3 separate regions of the Mus musculus genome follow, and all the other regions are linked to region 2. Evidence: chromatin contacts called from ENCODE Hi-C or POLR2A ChIA-PET data. All regions are on one chromosome and are shown on one strand. Each heading gives the region's core, a stretch centred on a gene start or an enhancer-like site at or near the end of the contact. The rest is flanking DNA. Distances are from core to core; before and after follow the strand shown. Region 1 overlaps Macrod1 (mono-ADP ribosylhydrolase 1). Region 2 holds the start of Stip1 (stress-induced phosphoprotein 1). Region 3 holds the start of Cox8a (cytochrome c oxidase subunit 8A).

The links. Hi-C counts contacts between places; a loop is a spot of excess contacts on that map. ChIA-PET counts read pairs that join two places held with the same protein, here RNA polymerase II (POLR2A).
Region 1: POLR2A ChIA-PET joins it to region 2 with 10 read pairs in Patski. The contact joins the enhancer-like site here to the promoter of Stip1 in region 2. A Hi-C loop is called at or near these places in 2 of 37 maps with a recorded cell type or tissue (CH12.LX and mouse embryonic stem cell). POLR2A ChIA-PET finds 5 or more read pairs at or near these places in 4 of 5 experiments (Patski and embryonic stem cell).
Region 3: POLR2A ChIA-PET joins it to region 2 with 16 read pairs in embryonic stem cell. The contact joins the promoter of Cox8a here to the promoter of Stip1 in region 2. POLR2A ChIA-PET finds 5 or more read pairs at or near these places in 4 of 5 experiments (Patski and embryonic stem cell).

What each region holds. Positions count from the first base shown.
Region 1 is chr19:7,193,856-7,198,212 of GRCm38, forward strand. Macrod1 (mono-ADP ribosylhydrolase 1) reads left to right here. Exons shown (of 11, transcript NM_134147.4): 5 at 2,559-2,675; 6 at 2,934-3,055; 7 at 3,150-3,180; 8 at 3,296-3,369; 9 at 3,677-3,758; 10 at 3,847-3,881; 11 at 4,058-4,207. The coding sequence ends at 3,851. It overlaps Otub1 (OTU domain, ubiquitin aldehyde binding 1), which reads right to left. Exons shown (of 7, transcript NM_134150.2): 7 at 4,351-4,357. Among named protein-coding and RNA genes, the nearest start is that of Otub1, 10 kb to the right of the region's middle. Within about 2 kb of position 3,021, at least 1 of the 3 ENCODE cell types and tissues checked has a DNase peak (open chromatin) inside an H3K27ac peak, as active enhancers do.
Region 2 is chr19:7,038,134-7,042,010 of GRCm38, forward strand. Stip1 (stress-induced phosphoprotein 1) reads right to left here and starts at 1,893. Exons shown (of 14, transcript NM_016737.2): 1 at 1,747-1,893. The coding sequence starts at 1,755.
Region 3 is chr19:7,216,269-7,220,263 of GRCm38, forward strand. It overlaps Cox8a (cytochrome c oxidase subunit 8A), which reads right to left and starts at 1,348. Exons shown (of 2, transcript NM_007750.2): 1 at 1,131-1,348. The coding sequence starts at 1,244.

The DNA.
Region 1 (4,357 bases), core at 1,771-4,270, 160 kb after region 2:
CATCCAGAGGAGGGTGGGAGGGTTGGGTGAGGAAGTGGGGCCAGGCATCTGAGACCTGTTTGGGGAAGGGTAACACAAATGTGTTGGCCAGGGCCTCATCTTTGGTTTTGGTCACAGTCAGGAGGTCCAAGTCCTATTCTAAAAGTTGGTAGAGGACTCCTGTGCCAGTCCTCTGTGCCCTCACTTCCCCAGGCTAGCCTCAAAGGACTAACTGCAGACTTGTTCCTTTGAGCAGGGTCTGTATTTCCACACGACCCTGTAGCCAGCCAAGGTCTCCTGCAGGACACTTCACACTGGAATAGCAGGTAGTGGAGTGCCAAGGGGCTGAGACTGATAGCCAGGGCCGGTAGGTTCCAGGAATGTCACCTCCTCAAATCCCAGTGCTCACCTTACACGACTCCCTCACCTCACCACAGACTCGCCATGCCATACACTGTCTGTTATGATAGGGGCTAAATCACTTTGTACCTGATCAAGCCCAATACTGCTCAGCTAACAAGAATTAGAGTCTGACTTCAGGGGCCAAGGACACTTGTTGCTCTTGAAGAGAACCCAGACACAATTCCTAGACACCACATGGTGGCTCCCAACTCTCTGTAATCCCAGTTTCAGGAGGATCCTAGACACAGTGAACATACATGCACGTAGGCAACACAGTCACACACATAAGGTAACATGGACAAATCTAAGAAATAAAATAAATAAGAAGCCGGGCATGGTAGTGCACGCCCAGCACTTAATCCCAGCACTCGGGAGGCAGAGGCAGGCGGATTTCTGAGTTCAAGGCCAGTCTGGTCTACAAAGTGAGTTCCAGGACAGCCAGGGATACAGAGAAACCCTGTCTTGAAAAAACAAAAACAAAACAAAACAAAACAAAACAAAAAAAACAAAAAACAAAAAAAAAAGAAAGAAAGAAAGAAAGAAAGAAAGAAAGAAAGAAAGAAAGAAAGAAAGAAAGAAAGAAAGAGGAAGAAAGAAAGAAAAGGAAGAAAGAAGATAGAATAAAAAGAACCAGAGCCTGGTATAGTGGTGAACTCCCCTAGCTCAGAGTGGAGGCCGGAAGGTTAGGGGTTTAAGTTTAAATTGAGGCTAGCCCAAGCTACACAAGATCATATGGCTCAAATAAAAACCAAAACACAACAAATATGAGAAAAAAGAAAAAAGGTCAATTTACTTAGCACTGAGGTATATAGCTCATCGGTGGGATGTGTGCCCTGGGTTCTGTCCCTGGCACTACCCTACCCTGCAACATTTATTTTTTCTAACATCCTATGAGGTGGGCCTCTGTTAGACCCAGAGAAGTAGTGATGAGCCCTGGGTCACTCAGGCTGCTCACCTTCCCTGCCACTGCTGTTCTGTCCAGTGCTGGGTCCTCTGGGACATCCCACCCAGAACAGATACACTGCGAGTCCTGGGAACTCCAGGCTTCACCCAGGCTCAGGACTCAGCACCCACTCTGCAGAATCCTGCCGAGGAGAGCAGGGGGCCTGAAATACCCTGCCCTGAGCCATTCCCAGGGTTCTCCAACTCTGGGAAACCACCCCAGTGCCAGCTCTGAGGAAAGTTGAAAATTAGGTGTAATTGGAAACAGGAAACAGAAGAGAGGGGTGTCCAGTTGGTGGCGCCCCATCCTGGGCAGGATGCAGGAAAGAAAGGGTTAGGAGTCTGTAAAATGGAGTCAGAATTTTTTGTTTGTTTATTTGTTTGTTTTGCTTGCTTTATGCCAGTGCATCCAGATGCCAGGCAGTAGACTTTCTCAAGGATAGGCCTGGGCTCCATCAGCCCTGCCATCTCAGGGGGCACTGTCCACATTTTGCAGTTGAGATCCTGGTAGAGCAGACAGGGGCAAACCAGTACTTGCCTCAACCTGTTTGGGCAAAGCTACATGGTTCTTGGGTGAGCAGCAGAGTTGCCTCTGGGCTTCTGCTGGCTCTGGAATATAGCAGCGTTAGGAGTTGTTTATCTGGGTCTGGATCCCCAGGGTCACAGAGAATCCCAAGAGCCTCCCTTGGATAAACAAGCCTGACCTTAGTTAAGCAGGATGGCTAATGCTGACGAGTCTGCTAGTTGCCCCAGCAGGGTTTGATAGACACCTGAGAGGCCTGGTCCCATGGGAAGGAGTTGGAAACCCTAGGCTCAGGCGCAGGATTGGACCTGTCATTTGGAACTAGGTGGCCTCGGCTCCTCAGACGGGATTAATTGAGGCTTGGATTTTGAAGCGGCCTAATCAAAAGGTGGGCTTTGGGATCCCACCAGATTCTTAGATCTGAGTGACCTCCGGACGGCTCGGACCGGACAGAGAAGCAAGTGGGTGGGCCAGGCGCGCCCCCTGCCGGTCGCCCCGTGTCTCTTCGCTCCAGGGTTCACTGCAACTCCTTGCAGCCTCAGTTTCCCTAAATGTGAAACAAGGGGCGACAAGAGCAGCCTTGGAGAGAACTTTGTGATGCCAAGTGGGCCAGTGCATAGCCTTGGAGTCTCTTGGGATTGGGTTGTCATGCATGCCTGATTCTTCAGGGATGCAGGGAACCCGACAGCTCATTTCTCCCGGTCCCCTGCAGTGGACGGCTGCATTCATCGGGCCGCGGGATCCCTGCTCACGGACGAATGCCGCACCCTACAGAACTGCGAGACCGGCAAAGCCAAGATCACTTGCGGCTATCGGCTGCCAGCCAAGTGTGAGTGTTCGAGGGGAACTGCCCACAGTCACAAGGGGGTGTCTTAACGTTAAGTGTAAGGGCCTGGCCCCTCTGACACTCAAGATAGCAGTTGGCAAATGGCTGGAGTTACAGCAGAGAGGAGAGTGAGAGGGCAATGTCAAGGTCTTTCACTACCTAGCAGTGACGTGGGTGGGCGGTCACAGTGTGTGCTGCAAGGGTGAGGTCCTTCTAGCGAGACAGCATGAGAGAATGATTGAAACTGTCACCCTATCCTAGATGTCATCCACACGGTGGGGCCCATCGCCGTGGGCCAACCCACTGCCAGCCAGGCGGCCGAGCTCCGCAGCTGCTACTTGAGCAGCCTGGACCTGCTGCTGGAGCACCGGCTGCGCTCAGTGGTAAGAGTCAACTGGCGGCAGGGTCAGGGTCAGGGTCATCAGGGAAGGCACCAAGTAACCAAGTCCCCATGTCATCTTGCCCTCTCTTCCCTAGGCTTTCCCGTGCATCTCCACAGGCGTGTTTGGTGAGTCTGGAAAAGCCAGGCCTGGTGTGGGCAGTGGCTCCTCCCCCGCCTTTCATCGAGGAGGTGGGTGGGGTGGGGCGGGGCCAGATGTGGACTCACCAGACCCTGCCCTCAGGCTACCCCAATGAGGAGGCTGCAGAAGTAGTGCTGGCTTCGCTGCGGGAATGGCTGGAGCAGCACAAGGACAAGGTGAGACCTGACAGAGGTTGGCAGTGAGGCTGAAGCCTGGGTGCCTAGCGCTGAGCTGTGGCGGGTCAGTACCTGCCCTCCCCCAGCCCACTCCCTAGGCCAGGCGTATTTGTTGTGAGACAGAGATGGGAAGGGGTGAGTGTGCAGTCTGAACCCCTTCTATAAATGGCACAGTGAATTCTCCAATCTCCTGTGGTACCCATGGTAGAGACCCCGCAAGGGCAGGTGCATTTGGGGGAGCACACAGTACCAGCACTGAGAGGCCAGTGGAGGCCTAGCCCAAGCTGAGCAAGTCTCCCTGGCACAGGTGGATCGGCTCATCATCTGTGTGTTCCTGGAGAAGGACGAGGGCATTTACCGGGAGCGCCTTCCCCATTATTTCCCAGTAGGTATGTGCCCTTTTCTCCTGGCCACCCCAGGCCAGCCTACCCCTCCCCCAATGCCCCGGGGCATCTCTCACTGTCCTCTGCCTTCCAGCCTGAGGTTCCCACATCCCACCCTGAACAGGACTGGTAAGCAGGGCCTGGCCCAGTACTGTGTGGCCGCGCTACACTACTAACCTGGACCTCTAACACCCGCTCAATCTGCTATCGCTTACCTCCATGCAGTGGGGTGGTGAAGGCAGGGGGGGGACCCTGGGGCTTTCAGAAGTCCTCAATTCCCTTTAACCTATCTGCTCTGCCCTCAGACCCACCCGGGCCTGTAGGAATTCGTTCCCAGCTTTGAGAGGTCTCAGAAGCCTACAGCTTGTTCCAGCCTGGCCATCACAGGGTTCTGTCCTTTCCTTCAGCCCTGCCTTTCAGAAGCCTCCTAATAAAGCTGTCTGGCTCAGCCCTCACTGTCTGGGTCTGGCTGGGTTCTCCTCCCCCCACCCCCCAAGGTAGCCCCTGGTAGGGGTGGTGTCTTGGACATCTTGCTTCAAGAGGCTACAACAGCCCTGGGTGAGCCAGGAGGGTAGATGCATGGGCCAGACAGCAGAGGCAGCGGC
Region 2 (3,877 bases), core at 643-3,142:
GGATTGAAGATCTGTGCCACCACACCGGGCATTAGAAATAATGTTTTGGGATTTTTTAAGACAGGGTCTCACTATACAACTCTGGTGGTCCACTTACTTACTCAGAGATCAGCCTGCCTCTGCCTCATTGAGTGCACCATCATGCCTAGCAAAATTAAATCTTAAAATATAAACTATGTGTCACTGTAGGAGTTACCTGGAATTCTACTCTTCAAATGTACAATTTTCCAGACAGGGTTTCTCTGTATAACCCTAGCTGTCCTGGAACTCTCTGTAGACCAGGCTCTCCTCAAACTCAGAAATCCACCTGCCTCTGCCTCCCAAGTGCTGGGATTAAAGGCTTACTTATGCCACCACCACCTGGCTCAAATGTACAATTTCCAATATTCAAACGCATTTGTGTATATGCTAGTGCATGGGGCAGACATTGGAAGTCAGGGTCTTCCTCCAACACTCTCCACCTTACTCTGAGACAGAATCTCAATGAATCTGGAGCTCACAGACAGGCCTGAGATGCTCGGGTCTCCCCTCCCCTCACCGATTTAGTGGGTAAAGGCAATCGGAACCCAGGCCTTCATCCTTAGACATCAAACGCTGAACCAACTGAGCCATCTCTAAGCCCAACGCTCAAATTTGTCATCTTACTGTAAGTTTGCAGTCCACAGGAACACTTGCACACTTGTATAATGGCTGGCAGGATTTTTCCCCACTGAGGAGGGTGGGGAGGATGGACGGGGTAGACCATAGCTCTAAATTCAGGCCCTGTGTTTGATCCCTAGTGCCACACAATGAATGAATGAATGATAATGAAAAACAACCTCTTTTTGTTGTAACAGAGCAAGGTGTTACTCATACCAAAAAAGCGTCTCTCTTGTCCGTACTGCAGTTACAGTTTAATTACTCCAAGGGTACAGAAAGTTGATTAACCTCTCCATTTAGTCTTATTAACAAGGTGAGAGGCCCCACGGTCCCTCACAGTGACTATTCCAGAACAAAAGGTTTTACTTTATACATCACAGTAAAAGTAGTAGTAAGCTGTGCTCTTTTTGTATGTGTGTGTTTGGATGAATCACAACGGTTCAATGACAGCTTCCAAGGTAACAAAACCTCTCCAGGCCTCAGATGCAGGCCACTGTAGCCTGAGCTAAATCACCAAGGTAAGGACGGCAGGTTTCCCTCTGTGCCCCAGATCAGATGCTGAGCGGTAGAGACAGGGACTTCTAGCTCCTCACTATCGGCTCACAACTGTCTAAAACCACTAAATCCTGTGTAATCGGGAACGGAATTTCCAAGGGTCGGATACTCAGTCACCCCACAGTCACTACGAAAAGTGGGGGGAGGGGCGACATATGTATGCCTCAGGGAGCCCTGGTGACACTGTCCGCGCCCGCCTTCTCTGCAGTCGCGCGGGTCCTTTTCCCGGGCGCACACAGATGCCGTGTACCCCGAAGGCTGCTGGGGTGATCGGTCACCGGATCCCTCCAAGTTCGCAGCGGCCGACAGGGGCCTCTCCGCGCTGAGGAGGCCCGGCCCCCAGAAGCTTCGGGGCCCGGCCGCGGCCAGGCCTGTTCCCGCTCCACTCGGCGGGTCGCGGGGGCGACGGGCGCTCGCCATTCTCCCCTCACACGCCCGACCGCGGCTCTCACGCCCGCGCCTCGGCCGCCCGACCCGGCCCCCCAACCACTCGCTTCTCCCCGCCAACAGGCCTGCGCTGCCCCGGGGCCCCGGCCGCCCCTCCCCCTTCACCTGCTCCATAGCCTGGCCCGGAACCCCGTTGAATCGAATTCGTCCGCTCCGCGTTCCCAACCGCACGCGCCGCCTTCTGGAACCTACTAGAAGCTGCCGGGACCCCCAGGTTACCGCCCCTTCCTCGCCTGCTCACTGGTTGAACACGTCCAGGAGGCTCTGCTCGCCCCTTTTATAGGCTTAAAGTTCAGTCAATCATCGTGACTTCTCTTTCATTGGTTTTTTACGGGTCTTCTCTTCAGCCCTGCCTCCTCTGCACCTCCGGATTGGACACTCCGCGGCAAGTCCCGCCTATTTCAGGGCTAGGCTAACTGAGGGAGGAGCGGGTCTTGACGACACGGATTGGTTGGTTAGTCCGTCAATTGTAGCTGGCCTGGCCGCACCCATTGGTCCTGTTCTTTCTGGAAATTTCCACAACTCTCATTGGGCTGAAGGACTCCTAGACGGAACCGCCTTTCAGAGGAAACATTCAATTGGGTGGATGGGTGGGGAAAAAAAAAAATTTGGCCATTCCTGGCGCTGATTGGTTTATGCCGCTGCCCTGTAAGGGGGTGCTCGGCTGGCTGGTGGTTCGTGGGGAGTCGAGCATCTGGCCCGGTGTCGCCTAGGCTTTAACTACAGCGTTACAAGCTGTTTTCCCTGAGTCTGAGACTGTTGGCCCGCGCTTCCTCGCATCCTGACTATTAGGCCCGGAATGTACCCAAAATATTGCGGGCTATGACGGGCCTGCGTTGAATGTTCCCAAAATGCTGCGGGCCACGACAGGCCTCCGCTTTTCCGGCAGTGTCCTGGCGGACCGGCTGCTTGGCCCTTACTCTCTGAACTCAGCTGCAAGCTTTGGTCACCATGGCCTGCCAGCAGAAATGCTACTTGGGTTGCAGGCTTAGCGTGTAGCTTATGGAACGACAGAGACTGATGATCAGGGGTCTGGACAGGATTTGTATAAGGAACGTGGGCTGTGCGGTGCCATGTCTGTGCCAGTAGCACCAATGCATACCCTCTCCATCCGGTTACCCCTTATCTGTTCACTTATGCCTACCTAGTTCTTTCTCCTGCCTCACTTAAGATCGGAGGAAATGAGCGGTGGTGGCATACAGCACGCAGGAAGCAGAGGCAGGTGTATCTCTTAAGCTAGCCTGATCTACATAGTGAGGTCCAGGACAGCCAGAGCTATCCATACCAGAACTATATAGTGAGACCCTGTCTCAAGAGAGAGGGAGAGGGAAGAGGCAGAGTGCTGAAATTACAGGTGTGAGCCAAATGTGGCAAGAGTACTTTTTGGGTGACTGGAGATAGAAACAAAGGTCTTGTCTGTGCTACACAAGCCCTCTACCCATGAGCCTCCAACCTTCTGTTTGACAAAAAGAAAATACAAAGGTTAGGTTTTTTGGTTGTTTTTTTTTTTTTTTTTTTTTTTTAATTACAAAAGGCATGTATACAAAGTGCATGATTAAGCCAGGCATGATGGAGTGGACCTTTAATCCCGCACTGGGATGGGGGCTGGGGGTTAGGTAGATCTGTGTGAGTTGGAGGCCAGCCTGGACTACAAAATGAGTTCCACGACAGCCAGGGTTCTGTTACACTGAGAAACCCAGCCTGGAAAAAAACAAAGACACCACCACCAACAAAAAAAGTGCATGACTGCAATCCCAAATTTTGGGAGTTGGAAAAGGGAGGGAGATCAGAATTCAAGGCCAGCCTGAGCAAATGAAGAAAAAAAAATGGAAGGAAGGGGAAGGGAAGGGCTTGAGATGGCTTGAAAATGTGGTAAAGGGTGTTTATTCCCCAACCAAGCAAGCCAGGCAACCTGAGTTTGAGTCCTTGAACACACACAACAGAGATATATCACCACTTCAAGGCCGACAATGCTTCCCCCCCCCCGCCCCCCCCCCCGACATGTTTTTTCTGTGTAGCCCTGGCTGTCCTGGAGCTCACTCTGTAGACCAGGCTGGCCTTGACTCAGAAATCCGCCTGCCTCTGCCTCCCAAATGCTGGGATTAAAGGCATGCACTACCACGCGCCCGGCTTCGGCTTTTTTTTTTTTTGGTTTGACAATGCATTTTTTTTTTAAACCTTAAAAATAATGACAAGGGCCGGGCATGTAGGTGCACGCCTTTAATCCCAGTACTTG
Region 3 (3,995 bases), core at 98-2,597, 180 kb after region 2:
GGGTTTCTCTGTGTAGCCCTGGCTGTCCTGGAACTCACTCAGTAGACCAGGCTGGCCTTGAACTCAGAGATCCACAGCTTCTATAGCATAAGTGCTGGATTATAGGCGTGTGCCACACTGCCCTGCTGGGGTTTTGTATCTTTTAAAGATGTGTTTTATCTATATTTGTATGATGCATGTGTGTGAGCACAGGTATGTGTTTGCATGCTTACCCAAGGTCAGGACGGGATGTCAGATGCGTTGGAGCTGGAGTTACAAGCTTGTTATATGGGTGCTGGAACCTGAACCAGTCTTCATGAGGCTATGCACCAAACGCCATCTTTCCAGCCCCCAGACTCTTGTTTTTGAGACAGAGTCTCAGTATGTTGCCCAAGCTGGCCTGAATTCCCGAGCTCTGTTTTCATGCCTCAACCTCCCACTAAATGGGCGTAAGAGAGGGCATGGCTTGGTTGTCACTGTTTCTTCAGTGGCAGTGCTTTGGTTCTACCCCTAATTCAATGCCCAGATATCTGGATTCATGACCCATTGTCACTTAAAACAGAAGAGCTCCAAAAAAGGGAGGGATGGGGGGGCCTAGGCTGCGGTGTAGTATTAAGAAAGTGCTTGCCTAACACAAAGTCCCGGGCTTGATCCCCAGCACCACATAAACCACAAGTGATGGCACAGGCCTGTTATCCCAGCACTAAAGAGATTATCGCTTCAAAGTCAAATGTGGTCAGCCTGGGCTACAAGAGACCCTGCCTCATGTTTTTAAACTAATGTTTTAAAAGTAAAAATTGTCCTAGTATCTAAATGCTCCTACATCTCTGGGAATGTAGACCTGGTGAACTCTGCAGCCCTCCTTAATAATAAAATGTAGCAGTAACAACCATGACGTCGCTGCCAGTTACCAGGCATGCCCTCCCCTGCGGTGGGGGGGGGGGGGGAATGGAAGGAGAGACGGGTTTAGAGAGGCCGAACAGAGTAAACAAACTAGCGGGCTGACCTGACATCCAGGAACTTGGGAAAAATACCTAGGGCTTAGGAGCAGCCGAGCGACTGTCTCATCCATGCCTTGAGGACAGGCCTAAGCCAATGTCGCAGGCTACCACAGTTCGCCCACCTCCCCGCTCCCGGTCCGTCCCGCTCACCAGGACCCCGAGCTGCTCCCGCGCCGGCTTCGAGTGGACCTGAGCCCGCGGCACCATGAGCCGCCGGGCCGAGCCGGTCAGGCTCCTCAGCAGCAGTGGCGTCAGGACAGACATGACGGCGCGGAACGACCACGGACGAGGACCAGTCCAAGGTCAGGGAGTCAAGATGGCCGAACCAGCCGGAAGTTCCGGCGCTGAAGTTGCCGGACGCCCGAGCCGGAAGTATTTCGGAAATGACGTCGGGACAAGCCCCCTCGCCCGCCTGGGCTGTTTTTGGCGCGCTCCTCGAAACAACCAACCGACATCATCCTACACAGATGGGAGGAGAAATGAGACACCTTTGCTCCCACCTCCACTTTCTTCGAGAGTGACACGCATAGCCACCCAATCACACAAGCTACAAGTCTATTGACTCCTTGGCTCCTCCCTCCATTCATTTAACTAGGATCCTCTCTCTGCCAGCACTGTACTAGTGACTCCAGCTCGCCACCAGTAAGCCTCTAGTTTTAAAAACATAGTTTTACTTTATGAGTGTTTTGTCAGCATGTTCATCTGTGTATGCAGAACGCAGAGAGGCCAAAAGAGGGTGTTGGATCCTCTGGAACTGGAGTTCAGGCAATAGTGAGTAATCTTGTGGATGCTGGGAACTGAACTGAACTGGACCTCTGCAAGAGCAGCGAGTGCTTCTAAGCGCTGAGCTCTCTCTCCAGCCCCGAGACTCCTGTCATTTACTGTTATCCTCTCAGAAACCCGTTTCCACATAACTGGTAACTGTTCTCAACTTCTGCTTTCCTCCTTTTGTGTGTGTTAGGACAGTTTTGTTTTGTTTTGTTTTGTTCTCTGTTTTTCGAGACAGGGTTTCTCTCTGTAGCCCTGGCTGTCCTGGAACTCACTCTGTAGACTAGGCTGTCCTTGAACTCAGAAATCCGCCTGCCTCTGCCTCCCGAGTGCTGGGATTAAAGGCATGCGCCACCACGCCCGGCCAGTTTTGGTTTTTTAAGGTCTCCAGTAGCCCAGGCTGTCCTAAAACCGTGTAGATGAGAATGACCTTGAACTTTTCTGCTTCTATTCCTATGTTCCATGCCTTGTTGCCTCTCTTCTTTCTCTTCTTTATCCCCTGTCTCCCTTCTGCCTTTATTCTTTCTGTTCCTTTCTCCTCTCTCCTTCCTTCTTGTTTTACTAGACAAATACCTGATCAAGTGGTTCCCCATTGCTTTCTTTAAAAAAATATTTATGTATGTGATTACACTGTGTCTATACAGATGGTTGTGAGTCTTCATGTCACTGTTGGGATCTGAATTTTTAAGACCTCTGCTTGCTCCGGTCAGCTCTGCTCGCTCCTGTAAACTCAGTCCCTGCTTGCTCTGGCACAAAGATTTATTTATTATTAATACATAAGTACACTGTAGCTGACTTCAGATGCACCAGAAGAGGGCCTCCAATGGGATTTGAACTCAGGACCTTCGGAAGAGCAGTAAGTGCTCTTATCCACTGAGCCATCTTGCCAGCCCTCCCCATTGCTTTCTAGACAAGGCCCGGATCTTGGATATTGCCCTTCTGTCTGACTTCTCAATATCGCTTGTTTTTTGTCCTTGCTCCTAGGTCTCTTCTCCACCCTTCCAGATTTTGGACTTTTTACTCTTTACATTCTACCTAGAACACCTTTTCTTTCTTTTTTAAAAAGATTTATTGGGGCTGGTGAGATGGCTCAGTGGGTAAGAGCACCCAACTGCTCTTCCGAAGGTCCGGAGTTCAAATCCCAGCAACCACGTGGTGGCTCACAACCATCTGTAACGAGATCTGACTCCCTCTTCTGGAGTGTCTGAGTTTGAGGCCAGCCTGGTAAATCTTCTTTTTTTAAAGTTTTTTTTTTTTTTTTTTTTTTAAGATTTATTTATTTATTATATGTAAGTACATTGTAGCTGTCTTCAGACACTCCAGAAGAGGGAGTCAGATCTCCTTACGGGTGGTTGTGAGCCACCATGTGGTTGCTGGGATTTGAACTCTGGACCTTCGGAAGAGCAGTCGGGTGCTCTTACCCACTGAGCCATCTCACCAGCCCAGTTTTTTTTTTTTTTTTTTTTTTTTTTAAGATTTATATATTTATTATATAAGTACACTGTAGCTGTCTTCAGACACTCCAGAAGAGGGAGTCAGATCTTGTTACAGATGGTTGTGAGCCACCATGTGGTTGCTGGGATTTGAACTTCAGACCTTTGGAAGAGCAGTTGGGTGCTCTTACCCACTGAGCCATCTCACCAGCCCCTCAAATAGCAAGTTCTAAACCAGCCAGGGCTACATAGTAAGATGCTGCCTCAAATAATACTGATAGTAATCTTAAGTATACTTATCATTTTACCATTGATTGAAGACAAGTAGCTGGGAATAAAGTGATTGCCTCGCATGCACAAAAAGGGTCCTATTCTCCAGCACTATATAAACCTGACTTGGTAGCCCACAACTGTAATTCTAGCATTTAAGAGGTGGAGTCCAGAGACTATATGTCATCCTTAACTATGTATCAAGTTTCTAATGAAGTAGGGATTTTGTATGGGTATCCCTCACACTTTTTTGAAAATTTTGAGACAAAAATCTGGGGTTTTTTTTTGTTTTTTAAAAGATTTATTTATTATATGTAAGTACACTGTAGCTGTCTTCAGACACTCCAGAAGGCGGCATCAGATCTCATTATGGGTGGTTGTGAGCCACCATGTGGTTGCTGGGATTTGAACTTCGGACCTTCGGAAGAGCAGTCAGGTGCTCTTACCCACTGAGCCATCTCACCAGCCCCCAAAAATCTTACTATATGGACCTGGCTGGTCCGATATTTGCTATGTGGACTCAGCTGACATCATATTTATAATA